Regions from separate parts of the Homo sapiens genome. Here region 1 is linked to region 2. The links are chromatin contacts, found by Hi-C or POLR2A ChIA-PET in ENCODE. All regions are on one chromosome and are shown on one strand. Each heading gives the region's core, a stretch centred on a gene start or an enhancer-like site at or near the end of the contact. The rest is flanking DNA. Distances are from core to core; before and after follow the strand shown.

Region 1 (5,867 bases), core at 1,627-4,126, 200 kb before region 2:
CTCAGAGCCACAAGTGCCCCACAGACTACTGAGCTCCCATCAAACGGGGCGCCGCCTTCTTGCTAACATAGCACCAGGCAGGGCACCACACGCTCCAACCCCTGCATGGAGCCTCTTCAAGAACACCCTCTGGAGGCACAGCTGCCCCCATGAGACCAGCACTTACCTGGACAGGCCAGGTTGCCCATGGGGGTGAAAGTGAGCACGGAAAGGTGGCACAACAGTCCCCCACAGGAGCAACAGTCCATCTCACACATGCAGCAGGTCCCTGTGGGACTGTGTGCTGTGTGTGCCACATGGCAAGATGGCTGCCCCAGGTACTCAAAACACCACGGGCCGGGTGCAGCTGTGCAAGTGAAAAGACGGTGCTCGCTGTGGCTACAACCCACACTCAGGTGACCTGAACTAAGGGGGCCCTCCTAGCCGAGCAGGGAGGGTGACGCCATCAGTCCTGAATCCTGAATGCACGTTGAGGCCCCCAGAAAAGGTGATAGCCCTCTGACCTCAAACGGCACAGATTGCAGGAACCCACTTACAAACACCAGCCTGCGGAACACAGGAGTGCTCGCCACCACGGTGCAGCCAGGTCGGCAACATGGCAGGGCCACTAAACACACTGAGTGCTTCTCTACTGGGACCCTGGAGAGCAGTCCTGAACTCCACAGAATGTCACAAACTTCCTGCCTGACGCCACACATACCCAGGGACCCCTCTTCAGTCCCCACACCACCAGTCCACAGCACGTCACATACCTCCTCCCTGAAGCCACGTGCAGGAGTACGCCTGTACCATTTACCTTGAATGTGGGTGAAGACCTCTGCTTCCTATGCTTCTGTAGCCTGTCTCCCACTAGGACACTCGGGTTCAGGCCTGCACTTTAGTGACAGCAGCTCATGGTGACCTTTGATCTCATCTTGATCAATGGATTTCATTACATTTCACACCACATGCTCCATTCCATAGGGGTCAATGCCTCTCTTTGCAACCCCTGACTTTAAGACATATACAGAAAGGTGGTAGGTTTTCTGTGATTCAACTACGTGCTGCATATCTAAGGTGTGCACCTTTCATTTTTAGGGTGTGTATTCAGCCCTGGGGCTCATGGGACTCAATCTATTATTATGTGTATTTCTTTCCGAAACTTGAAGCCATCTGGAATAGCAAGCAAAACATTTTCATGTTAGAGAAACAGGTTATAGGAACTGAAATCTTTCTCTTAAGAGAAAAATTAGAGAAACCGAAAGGGTAGCAAATATCTCTTACTTTTAACAGACACCTGGCATTTAAAATCCTGAAGAATACAGCTTTACATGCTGTACGTATAGACACGCATTATAGTGTGGACGTACATGTCACATACATGCACAATACATAGGCATTGATACACATGTGTACATATGTATACATGCATGCGTATTAGCTATAATGCTAATATTAGAAAATGGAGTCTTTTATGACATTCAGATTTCTTAATCAGAGCTCGAAGACAAACTGCAGGGGAAAATCGGTGGATTTTACCATGGCAAGATAAAAGATTTCTGTAAGGGAGGAAGAGACTCTAGAGGAAGTGGCTATAGCCTCTAAAGCCAGCCAAGGCTGATGGACTAGGATAGTAGGAAAGTCGTGCACATCTGTGGGGGAAGAAAGCACATGAGGAAAGAAGAAAACAGAACAGGCCATCCATAGAGCAAAACCTGCAGGGCCAAAACAAATACAACGCATCAGAGGCCCCACCTCCTAACCAAGGAAAGGGTAAAGGCAAGAATAACACCAAGAGGCCACCAGCCTCCCATCAGACGGGCAGGACCATGGCGGCTCCTAGCACATAAGCCTCGGTCCTGTGCTAGGGAGGAGGTAGGCCAAACGTGGTGGACGTGCCAAGACCCAGGGTGTCTGCCCCTCAGCCCGGCCCCCAGGACAGGCCAGCTGAGCATTCACAATCTACAATGGAGTCTGCGGGAAGGTACCATGGCCACTCCACACACATCTGAGAATGCCACAAACACACAGAACCACGCTGCACAGTTCTCCAACACACAGATCCCTAATAGCATGTTTGGGCGCCAGGCTAGGAAAACCTAGATTAAATGCCCAGGGAAACAAGAGTGGGCAAAGTAGGGGTGATGGGAATGGCCCCACCAGGGGAAGTGGAGATGGTGCCAGTAACAATCCTGAGGTGCTGGTTCCCACATCAAAATGAGGGGAGATGACAGAGACAACAGCAGGAGCTTCCTTTTGCTCTGATGCACTCATTCTGAAAGCCCTTTCTGTGTCGTAGCAGGTTCTGCATCACCATAACTGAGCACCTGAGACTGGGTAATTTACGAAGAACAGACCTTTAGTCAACTGACAGTTCTGTGGGCTGGGAAGTCCAAGGGCATGCCCTGGCTTCCACCAAGGGCTCTCGTGTTGTGGCAGAGACACTCAAGGGGGAAGCGGACACAGGCAAAGAGACAGAATCAGAGGGGCATCCTGCCTCCTAACAACCCACTCTTGGGAACTAATGCATTCCCAGAATTCATCCAGGCTTCCCAGAGGGAGCACTCACTCACTACCATGAGAACATCACTGAGCCACCCAGAGGGCAGAGTCCTTGTGACCAAACACCTCCCAGCCCTGCCACACTGGCGACCAAATTTCCACATGAGCTTTGGTGAGGATAAACTGTATCCAAAGCATGGTACCAACCGCTTTGGAATTCACGCACCTATCAAGTGTACAGTTAACTCTCAGTGATTTCAGATTCACAGATGTCAAGTACAAGGAAAATGGTCTGGAATTGTTTTTATGTATAAACAAACGAGCTGTCTCTAGCAAGCTGGAGGCCAGCAGCTGCTCTAGGTGACGCATCTGTTAGGCATTTCCCACAGGCGTGCTGAGTCTGCCTGTAATTTTAGAAGTCTGTGCACGCGCTCACTGCCTTGTCGGTCACTAACCTGCATGCCAGACTGAGCAGCTCTTCTCTGCGGGGGAAGAGGTTCTTGCGCTTCTGAGCACCAATGCATCTTCTAACAGCTCCATCTTCTTGCTGAACTGCACTTCTAAAATGGGGATAACCTCTGGCATCTTGGCAGATATCAAACGATAGGCCATGTCTGGCTTTCCAATAAACCGCTGGCGGATGCTAATTTCGTAAGGTGAGTGGACCTTGATGTCGTCCACGTCTTCTCTTTCAAACCTGTGCATGAGCAAAGAACTGGAGTCATGTATTTCCAACCCAGACACAAGGACGGTGAGCCTCCCTGGTTTAACGTGAGACTCTGTTCTGTGGGAAATAACAGCAGGAATTTTTATCAGTATCCCTTCTTTCCCAAAGGGTTCACAACTGGTCATGGAGACATCTTCCCTGGGCTTTGTTTCCGGTGGTGTCTTCCAAAGCTTGGAGCTAAAGGGCCACCAAGCAGGAGATTCCAGTTCTGTCAGCAATCTGAAAAAGCAAACAAAACATGGAAAACTGGATCAGTTCATTTTTAAGGAGTAATACCTTTTTTTTTGGAAAACGGTTTTAACCTTTGTAAAGCATGTTGCCATTTTACTCTACTTCATTTCCACAAGCACTCCATGAAGCAGGAGGCACAGGGACTTTTATCTCCAGTGTGAGAAGAGAAAGCTGGGGGCCAGCAGTGAGAACATTCATCTAGATGCAAAGCCAACCAGCAAAAAGACAGCAAAAATGCACACCTTCTGCCTAGAATATCACTCTGCCCACACCCTGCTGCCTTGATCTGGGTCATCTTGATTCAAAATGAAACCTGTACTTACTGTCTAGGGAGCTATCTAACAGACCTTTCTGCAGTGATGGAATGTTCTACGTCTGCGCTGTCCATACTGTAGCAGGCACACGTGACAACTGAAGCTCTGCCTAGCAGGCCCCTTCCCCCAGCCTCAGCCAGACTCAGCATTAGATGCTTCCCCACCACCCACACTCTCAACACCCACTCTCGTCCGCATGCTCCAGATTCCTGTTGGTGCCGACTGCACCTCCTCCTCAGAGTACACTCTGCACCCTGTCTTTCAGCCTCTGCTGGGATTGGAGTCTAGTTGAGCATCTACAGGTGTGGGGACAGAAGCTGAGGAGAACCCGGCACGTCTTGCAGGATGAATCTCCCTAGACTGGGAGGAAGGGCTACCTCTACTGGCCAGGAAGTTTCTGTGGCCTTCAGGGACTCAGCGTCCCCAGCTTCTGCAGACTGCAGCCATGCGTCTACACTGGGGTTCTCAGGGTCCCATTCCTTCTCGGTCATGCCCTCAATGTCACAGCAGATGCCATGCACAGTTAGAATTCAGCCATCTGCAGCAGGAGACTCCAGATTCTGTTTTCACAAAGCTCTGTCCTGCAGCTACAGGAGCTAAGGGCTTCCCTTGGGGCAGATCCAGAAACGTCCAGGCTGTTCCTGGAGCACCCTGAGCTCATTTGTTTCTTTCCCCATGCTGCCCAGCAGGGTGACTGCGTCAGTCAGGTTCTCCAGAGAACAGAATCAGTGGGTATGCTGGGGGGAGAGAAGGAGGGGCTTATTTGAAGGAATGGCTGCCATGGTTGTGGCACTGCACCTAAGCTAACTGCCATGGGCCAGCCTATTAGAATTATTAGCAAGATTACATGGGGAAAATCATGGCTACTTTCACTAACTTCCAGTTGAATGTGGCATTTCCTTCCATCCTGACTGTAGACAGCTTCAGTATTAGTTGAACCTTTGACTGTCACCAACAGAAGTCTCATCACATTAGTTATTGCAGATCTCAATATATCACATTAACCCCTGCTTTAAAATAACTGCAGTTACTAGACCTGCCGTTGGCTTCAGTATCCCATACATCAATGGGAAGACATTATATGACCTCAGCAAGAGTTTACAGTACACATCCTGCATTTCTTATAGGCCATTCTTAGTCAAGATTATGTATCATTATCCAAATTAAAACAAAAGGTGCACAGTTTGCTGACTGGCGTTTGGGATTTTGATGAAGGTAGATGAGTGAGCACTCCGTGGCTTCCTTGCCCTGACTTATCTCTAAGTGACTGTAAGATTTTTGATGCAGTAGATGGATGTGAAATGTCAAAATGGTGCCCTGTGCTGGCTGCACCCAAGATGGTCTGTTTTAGTTGCCAAGAGCCACACTCACACGTTTTCTTTTACAGTGATGACTTTAGGTTTTCTTTTACAGTGATGACTCCTAGCCCTATAGTGAAGCTCTAGGGATGAACGTGGAGACTTCTGGTTCCAAAATCATGCCATAGACACAAGCTGGCTCCACTCCTTCAGCTGAAAACCAGAAACAAAGGCACAGCACCAGCAATATCCCAGAACTCAAATGTGAGAATGGGATGGCCCCTGGAGCCACAGAGAAAGGAACAATTCCTAGAGAGACTAAGGGAATTGAACTTCCACATCTGAGACGTCCCTCATCTGGAGAAAGTTCCCCTGACTCACAGTCTCTAACCTGGAAAAAGTGAGATCGAGGTGAACAACCTGCTTCCCTGCCTCTTGGGCTCCCTGGCAGGAGGCCTGCTCCCACCTCAACCCATGGGAAGCACTGCCAAGGGAGAAACGTCCCTGAGCACAGCCAGAAACAGTGGGGCATGGCAGGACCAGGACGCTCAGCCCTGGGTGCTGTGCACGGTAACTTGGCCTAAGCAGACACCTAGAGCTGCTGTTGGGCAGCAACACGCCATGGGAGGTGCAATCCCCAGGACCCCAGGCAAAAGTCCCTCGCCAGCCTCTCCACATGATTGGGACATCCCCTCCAAGATCTACCCCATTTCAGACAGGCAGCACCCTAACTGTTTGCTGGAAATACACGTGGGCAGAGCCACCACCATCGGGGCACTGCTGAGGATGGTAGGATGCTTCTGAGCAGGCAGAAGG
Region 2 (6,101 bases), core at 3,164-5,663:
TTCTTTCTAGTTTTGTGTGTTCCTCTTTAAATAAAGCCCTTTTCTGCCTAACATTTCAGATGACTGCAGATATAGTTGGTATTTTTCCCGTTGCAATATTCCTTTAGAATTAAGTAACTTTTCATGTATACATATGTAACTAACCTGCACATTGTGCACATGTACCCTAAAACTTAAAGTATAATAATAATTTTAAAAAAATCACCCAAACTACAATGGAAAATAAAGAAAAATTCTGGAGGAAAAAAAATAAAAAAATAAAAATAAAAAATCAAAAAAAAAAGAATTAAGTAACTTTTTATGTAAATATAAATTAGCTTTATTTGACAAAGTCTAGAAACAGCCCAGGACAATGAAATTTATCCTCAGAAAGAGCTTCTGAACCCGTCTTCCAACCCAACTACATTTGCATCTGCCTATGGATCTCCCACTTTCCAGGAGATCCGTAGCTTCTCTCAATGTAAAGGGCTCTTCCGTGCTTGTGTGAGCAGGCTGGGACACCTGCAGAGGAGGCTCCTCAGGAAGAACCGGGCCTTCAATGACCTTCTTTTGCAGGCTCAAGATTGGCCTTAACTTAGAGTCACTGGGCTCAGACTTCTACTTTCCAGTCAGGGCTATTCATTTAGTTTTAAATGAGAAAATGCCCAGTTTGAAGAATTCAGCAAAATCACTCAAAGACAGTGTTTATAAAAGGGAATAAAATTGTAAGACACTTACATTTTATATTTCAAAAGGAAAGGCAAAAGTGTCTATTCCTTTCAGATAACAAAAACGTCAATTAAATATTTCTATAACAGATCATTTAGGAAACACTTACTAAATGTGAACCCTTCTAAGAGGAGCCATGTCCCATCTCCTAAAACTTAGCATTGAATTTGGATGTCCAGATAATTAAATACAGAACATTTAATGTCACAAATTATCCACCCTGTAAAAAAGAGGAACTGATGTTTCATGAATCTATATAATTTACCAATTAATCTACCATACTGTCTTGTGAAAGTGAGTTTCCTATAGGCATAATGAAAAAGAGACGTTTCCTATTTTTCTCCCCGATAGAATTCCCAAACTTAAGCCCTGAGATTCTGTTTGAAATCACCCTTAAAATAGAACAGAACTAAGAAACTTACTACACTCACTCTGATGAAGAAAAAGGTAAATGAGTTTTTTAACAAATGAAGTATATGACTACATATTTTTTTCCTAGAATTCACCACGTTCATACCCTTTGTAAATATTTTCTAACCTTTCAAGCTCTACTGATAAAGTGTAATATATACTTAATAAAAAACTGATGATGAAATAAGTGAACAAATCTTTTTAAGGTGACAAACTCAGGGAGAAGCAGTACTACCTGGAACACAGACACATCCGACTCAAGCGTCAAGTCAGGCTATCCTATAATTTGGGACATTCTCCCACCCCTCATTCTGCTCACTGAAGTGCTCACTGACCATTCTGTCTGGAGACACTGCACTGTGCCTCACGGTGTGCCCCAGGGATGTTTTGCTTTGCATGTTCTCGCACCAGCTCACTGGAGTAGTTATTGCTTGTCCTTTGGACTAGTTTTTCTCCCTTCACAAGTCTGAGAATCCAGAGGGCAGGAATTATTTCTGTCTTTTCCCAACACCACTGATGTGTCTCCAGGCAATGAAATTGGGGGTTGGGGGAGAATGTCTAAGGGGTTAGCTTTTTAGGTGAAGGGTGTACCAGAAGACTTCTCTCAGCCCCAGGACATCCAGCTGCTTCACTGAGAGGCTCCATCTCCATGCCATAGGCTGTCCTCTGGGAGGAAAAAACCCAGGAACCAAAATTCACTAGATACTCCAAGAGACATAGCCACTGTGGGCATCTTGGGCCATTCCCAGACAATTCTGAAATTCAGGACTAGGATAAGAGTGGCTGAGGAGCCGGGCGCGGTGGCTCACGCCTGTAATCCCAGCACTTTGGGAGGCTGAGGTGGGCGGATCACGAGGTCAGGAGATCAAGACCATCCTGGCCAACACGGTGAAACCCCGTCTCTACTAAAAATACAAAAAAATTAGCTAGCCGGGCATGGTGGCGGGCTCCTGCAGTCCCAGCTACTCGGGAGGCTGAGGCAGAATGGCGTGAACACGGGAGGCGGAGCTTGCAGTGAGCCAAGATCAGGCCACTGCGCTCCAGCCTGGGCGACAGAGCGAGACTCCGTCTCAAAAAATAAATAAAAATAAAAAAGAGTGGCTGAGGATACAACCAGCTGTAAAGTTTCCAAAGTTTTCAAAGATTTTGTACAAGGCGTCTGTGCCTAGGAAAGATAAAAAGCAGAGTGGCACAAATATTTCTTTACAATAGAGTGCCAAGAGGTTATTCTCTGCCTTCACAAACAGATAACAAATCTTTAAAGAGTTCCACAAACATGGGTAACTAGCGAAACCCAATCTCTACAAAAAAATAAAATAAAAAGAATTAGCTGGGCATGGCAGCACACACATTTAAGCCTAGCCACTCAGGAGGCTGAGGCAGAAAAATCACTTGAGTCCAGGAGTTGGAGGCTTCAGTGAGCTATGACAATGTCACTGCATTCCAGCAGCCTGGATGACAGAGCAAGATCCTCTTAAAAACAACAAGTCAGGCGTGGTGGCTCGCCCCTGTAATCCCAACGCTTTGGGAGGGAGAGGCGGGTAGATCACGAGGTCAAGAGATCAAGACAATCCTGGCCAACATGGTGAAACCCCGTCTCTACTATAAATACAAAAATTAGCCAGGTGTAGTGGCGCACGCCTGTAGTCCCAGCTACTTGGGATGCTGAGGCAGGAGAATCGCTTGAACCCAGGAGGCGGAGGCTGCAGTGAGCCGAGATCACGCCACTGCACTCCAGCCTGGCAACAGAGCGAGACTCCAACTCAACCAAAAAAAAAAAAAAAAAAAAAAAAAAGCCGGGTAGGGAAAAAACAACAGGCCAGGCGTGGTGGCTCACGCCTGTAATCCCAGCACTTTGGGAGGCCAAGGCGGGGGATCACGAGGTCAGGAGTTGGAGACCAGCCTGACCAACATGGTGAAACTAAAATACAAAATACTAAAAATACAAAAATTAGCCGGGGGTGGTGGCGCGGGTCTGTAATCCCAGCTACTCAGGAGGCTGAGGCAGGAGAATCGCTTGAACCCGGGAGGCAGAGGTTGCAGTGAGCCAAGATCGCGCCACTGCACTACAGCCTGGGCTACAGAGCGAGACTCCTTCTTAAAGAAAAAACAAAAACAAACAAAACAACAACAGCAACAACAAAGAGTGCCCTCCAATGTTCTGTGAAAAAATGATTAATTAAAATATTGTGCCTGGAGTACGCAATAAAAGACAAATAGCTGACAGTGTTGTGAACTGAAGAGGTGATGGTGGTTTTTATGAATTTTGGAAAGAAACTGAAAATTTAGTATTTTATTGCAGGCCAGAGTCAGGCTGGGAGAACAGAGGAGTGGATTTAAGACCCTGCTTTCCATGTTATTTGGAAAATGCAGGGGAAAAGCAGTCTCTTGTGCAGTGTTAAAATAATTAGCAGGCAATTAGACTGAGGTGGCTCTAGTGTCTTGCGTTTCTACATGAAAAAGAATATTAATAGCTCAAATGCATTTCTTGTTAATGACTGCCTTAAGTAGAAACAAAATCCAAGTTCAACCAATCACAAAACTCCAATTAATCAGTAATTAAATAACCAGGAAATTTCCACCTGGACAGTCCAAATAAGGTGACTGTAACTGTCGTCAATTATTAAATTTGGCTTGCTTCCTCATGCACCTTACAAAAAAGTTTTTCCTTCAAGCACCTCCTCCATAAACCCACAAGCCACACACCATAGCTGGGCGCTCTCCCATTCATGAAACTCCCTTTCCTCAAACTCTTCAAAGCTTTAAAAGTGACTCCATTTTTCACAGGAAAAAGGATGGACTGCACAGCTAAGATAAGCCCCATGGAACAGCTCTTCCCACGCATGTTTCGCACACCGATTTGGCTTCTCCCCGATGACCCTCCCCTCTGGACAAAGCACACAGTCTGGGGGACCCGCGGGGCTGCGGCTTCATAGCCGCCCAGAGAGGCCGGGGCGGAAGCCGCGGCGCAGTGATGGGAGGAGAATCCCGCGGCGGCCTGGCCCCGCCCCTACCCAGAGGTGACAGATCCCACAGGTGCCAGCCGGGACTCCGGGCCGCGGACTCTAGTGCTGACGCCGGGAGGCCGGACCGCCATCTTGGAACACCCTCCCGGGAACTCTCACCGTTTTCCGGCTTTCGGGGTGTCCTGGCATCTTAGCTATGTAACTCCCAGTACCTGCAGGTCACAGGGAAACCAGACACTGCAGCAGCAGAGTCACCAGGGCCTCCCGCAGCTGGGGATAAATAGCCGAGAATACGGGACCAAAGCTCCAGCTGGAGCACAAGACAAAGGCCCCGCCAGATCCCGGAAACCCCCTCCGCCTCTCAAGCTGCGCTCCTGATTGGACAGTTCCCACGTCAATGTCCCTGATTGGACAGGGCTCCAGGACCCGCCTCCTTTGGTTATGAGTGACAGGAGATGAGGTCAGCAAAGGGGTTGAATGAGACTATTAACAAAATGGGCAATTTTTTTTGTATCCTTCCAAAATTGTTCCATGTCTTTCCATGCATACCATCTTTAATAAAGGGCGCACTCTTAAGCCAATCTGCAATCTCTGTTCCTGAGTGTCTAAACAACGTCATCATCATCTTCTGTTGGAGAAAAACCTGAAGATGAGTTTTCCTCCCAAAGCACAGAACAGTCAGAAGCCGAGGCGTGCTTGGGAATGCTGGCGGGTGGAAAGGGGAGGCGCATTCCGGTGCGCCTGTGGAACTGTCCTTGCAAGCAGGACCCAGGTCCAGAACAGCTATGCAATGCATGTGTTTCTGACCAAAGGGGGCCTGCTGTCCACCCGCCTCTTCTGCTGGGCAGGGCAGCGCATGGTTGGGGTATTTACACCCAGGCAGGTGTCCCAGGCCAGTCCCCTGTCAACCCATCATAATAAAAAAGTCAGAATCTATTTTCAAAAGTATATTCAAAAGCATATGTTTAGGATACCTACCTGAGAGCATAGACTAAAGTTGCCCTGATTATACATTCCAACTAGTAACCATTACAAGTGGGTTTTAAGAAAAGAGGCAGTTCCTAAAATTTTCATCAAAAATTTACATTAAAATCCAGAAGTCACTGACTGGCTATACATTGTTCTTTGTATCACAAATTCCAGATGAGACAGCTAGTTAGGAACAACATACCTTTAAACAATTGCCCCTGGGAAAGGGTGTGGAGATGTGTCTCAAATCCCATACTCAAGTCTCTCTGGGCCAGAAAAATCTTCCGTACCTCACAGAGCTTCAGCTACTTAGAGCTATTCTTTTCTTATCTCCATAGTCAGTACACTTGGACCCTTAACAAGAAATAAGTTCAAACAGAAAATTTGCCAAGCCACAGGAATAATGGCCTGTCAGTGCCCTTCAGGAAGCTGATTGTCACTTTCCTTCAACACCCTTTCCACAGCTTCCCCCCAACACACACACCCTGGATCCCGGGAGAGAGGGGCTGAGACGCACCCAGACACACCTCGCTGCCCCTCCTGCAAACATACACCCACACACAGACACACAGACAAAGACACAGACACAGGCAGCTTGAAGGAGAGCAAGAGAGAGGGATGGAGACATAGAAACGGAGGGAGAGAAAGACAGTGATAGAGAGGCAGAGTGAGTCAGGATTGAGAGAGAGAGAGAGAGAGAGAAGGCTACAGAAAGAGCACGAGGTGGAGGGGGAAGAAGAAGAGAGAGGATGAGGGACTTACAGAGCCATAGAGCCTTGGAGAGGGAGTGTTCTGCTCCGGTAGACAGGGCCCCTTTGAGCAGGACAGGGTAGGGTGGAGGGTGCTTGGGCTGGGCCAGAACAGGGTGGAAGGGCTAACGGAGTGACCCAACAGAGCCCTGAGACGTATTTTTTGTTGGATTGGTTGCTTTGGTGGTGCGTTTCATAGGACTTTTCCTTTGTTGGCTCCTCCCTGTCCTCTTGGTGCGGTGGGCCCCGAGATTTGTAGAGTGCAACCGTCCCTCTAGCGAGAGCTGTGGCACCGAGC

Evidence for each region. A loop is a pair of places that touch in the nucleus more often than their neighbours do. ChIA-PET counts read pairs that join two places held with the same protein, here RNA polymerase II (POLR2A). Pooled maps may share reads with other maps.
Region 1: a loop to region 2 is called in a map of naive thymus-derived CD4-positive, alpha-beta T cell, with 2.5 times the contacts of the local background. The contact joins the enhancer-like site here to the promoter of ZNF678 in region 2. A Hi-C loop is called at or near these places in 1 of 168 maps with a recorded cell type or tissue (naive thymus-derived CD4-positive, alpha-beta T cell), 1 of 37 single-sample maps with no recorded cell type and 9 of 50 pooled maps. POLR2A ChIA-PET finds 5 or more read pairs at or near these places in 8 of 52 experiments (A549, CD4-positive, alpha-beta T cell, CD4-positive, alpha-beta memory T cell and 5 more).

What each region holds. Positions count from the first base shown.
Region 1 is chr1:227,756,555-227,762,421 of GRCh38, reverse strand. SNAP47 (synaptosome associated protein 47) reads right to left here. Exons shown (of 5, transcript NM_053052.4): 3 at 2,937-3,427. Among named protein-coding and RNA genes, the nearest start is that of SNAP47, 24 kb to the right of the region's middle. RefSeq lists enhancers at 1-20, 204-954, 4,023-4,082. Within about 2 kb of position 2,876, at least 9 of the 41 ENCODE cell types and tissues checked have a DNase peak (open chromatin) inside an H3K27ac peak, as active enhancers do.
Region 2 is chr1:227,561,868-227,567,968 of GRCh38, reverse strand. It overlaps ZNF678 (zinc finger protein 678), which reads right to left and starts at 4,413. Exons shown (of 4, transcript NM_001367909.1): 1 at 4,245-4,413. RefSeq lists an enhancer at 4,178-4,457.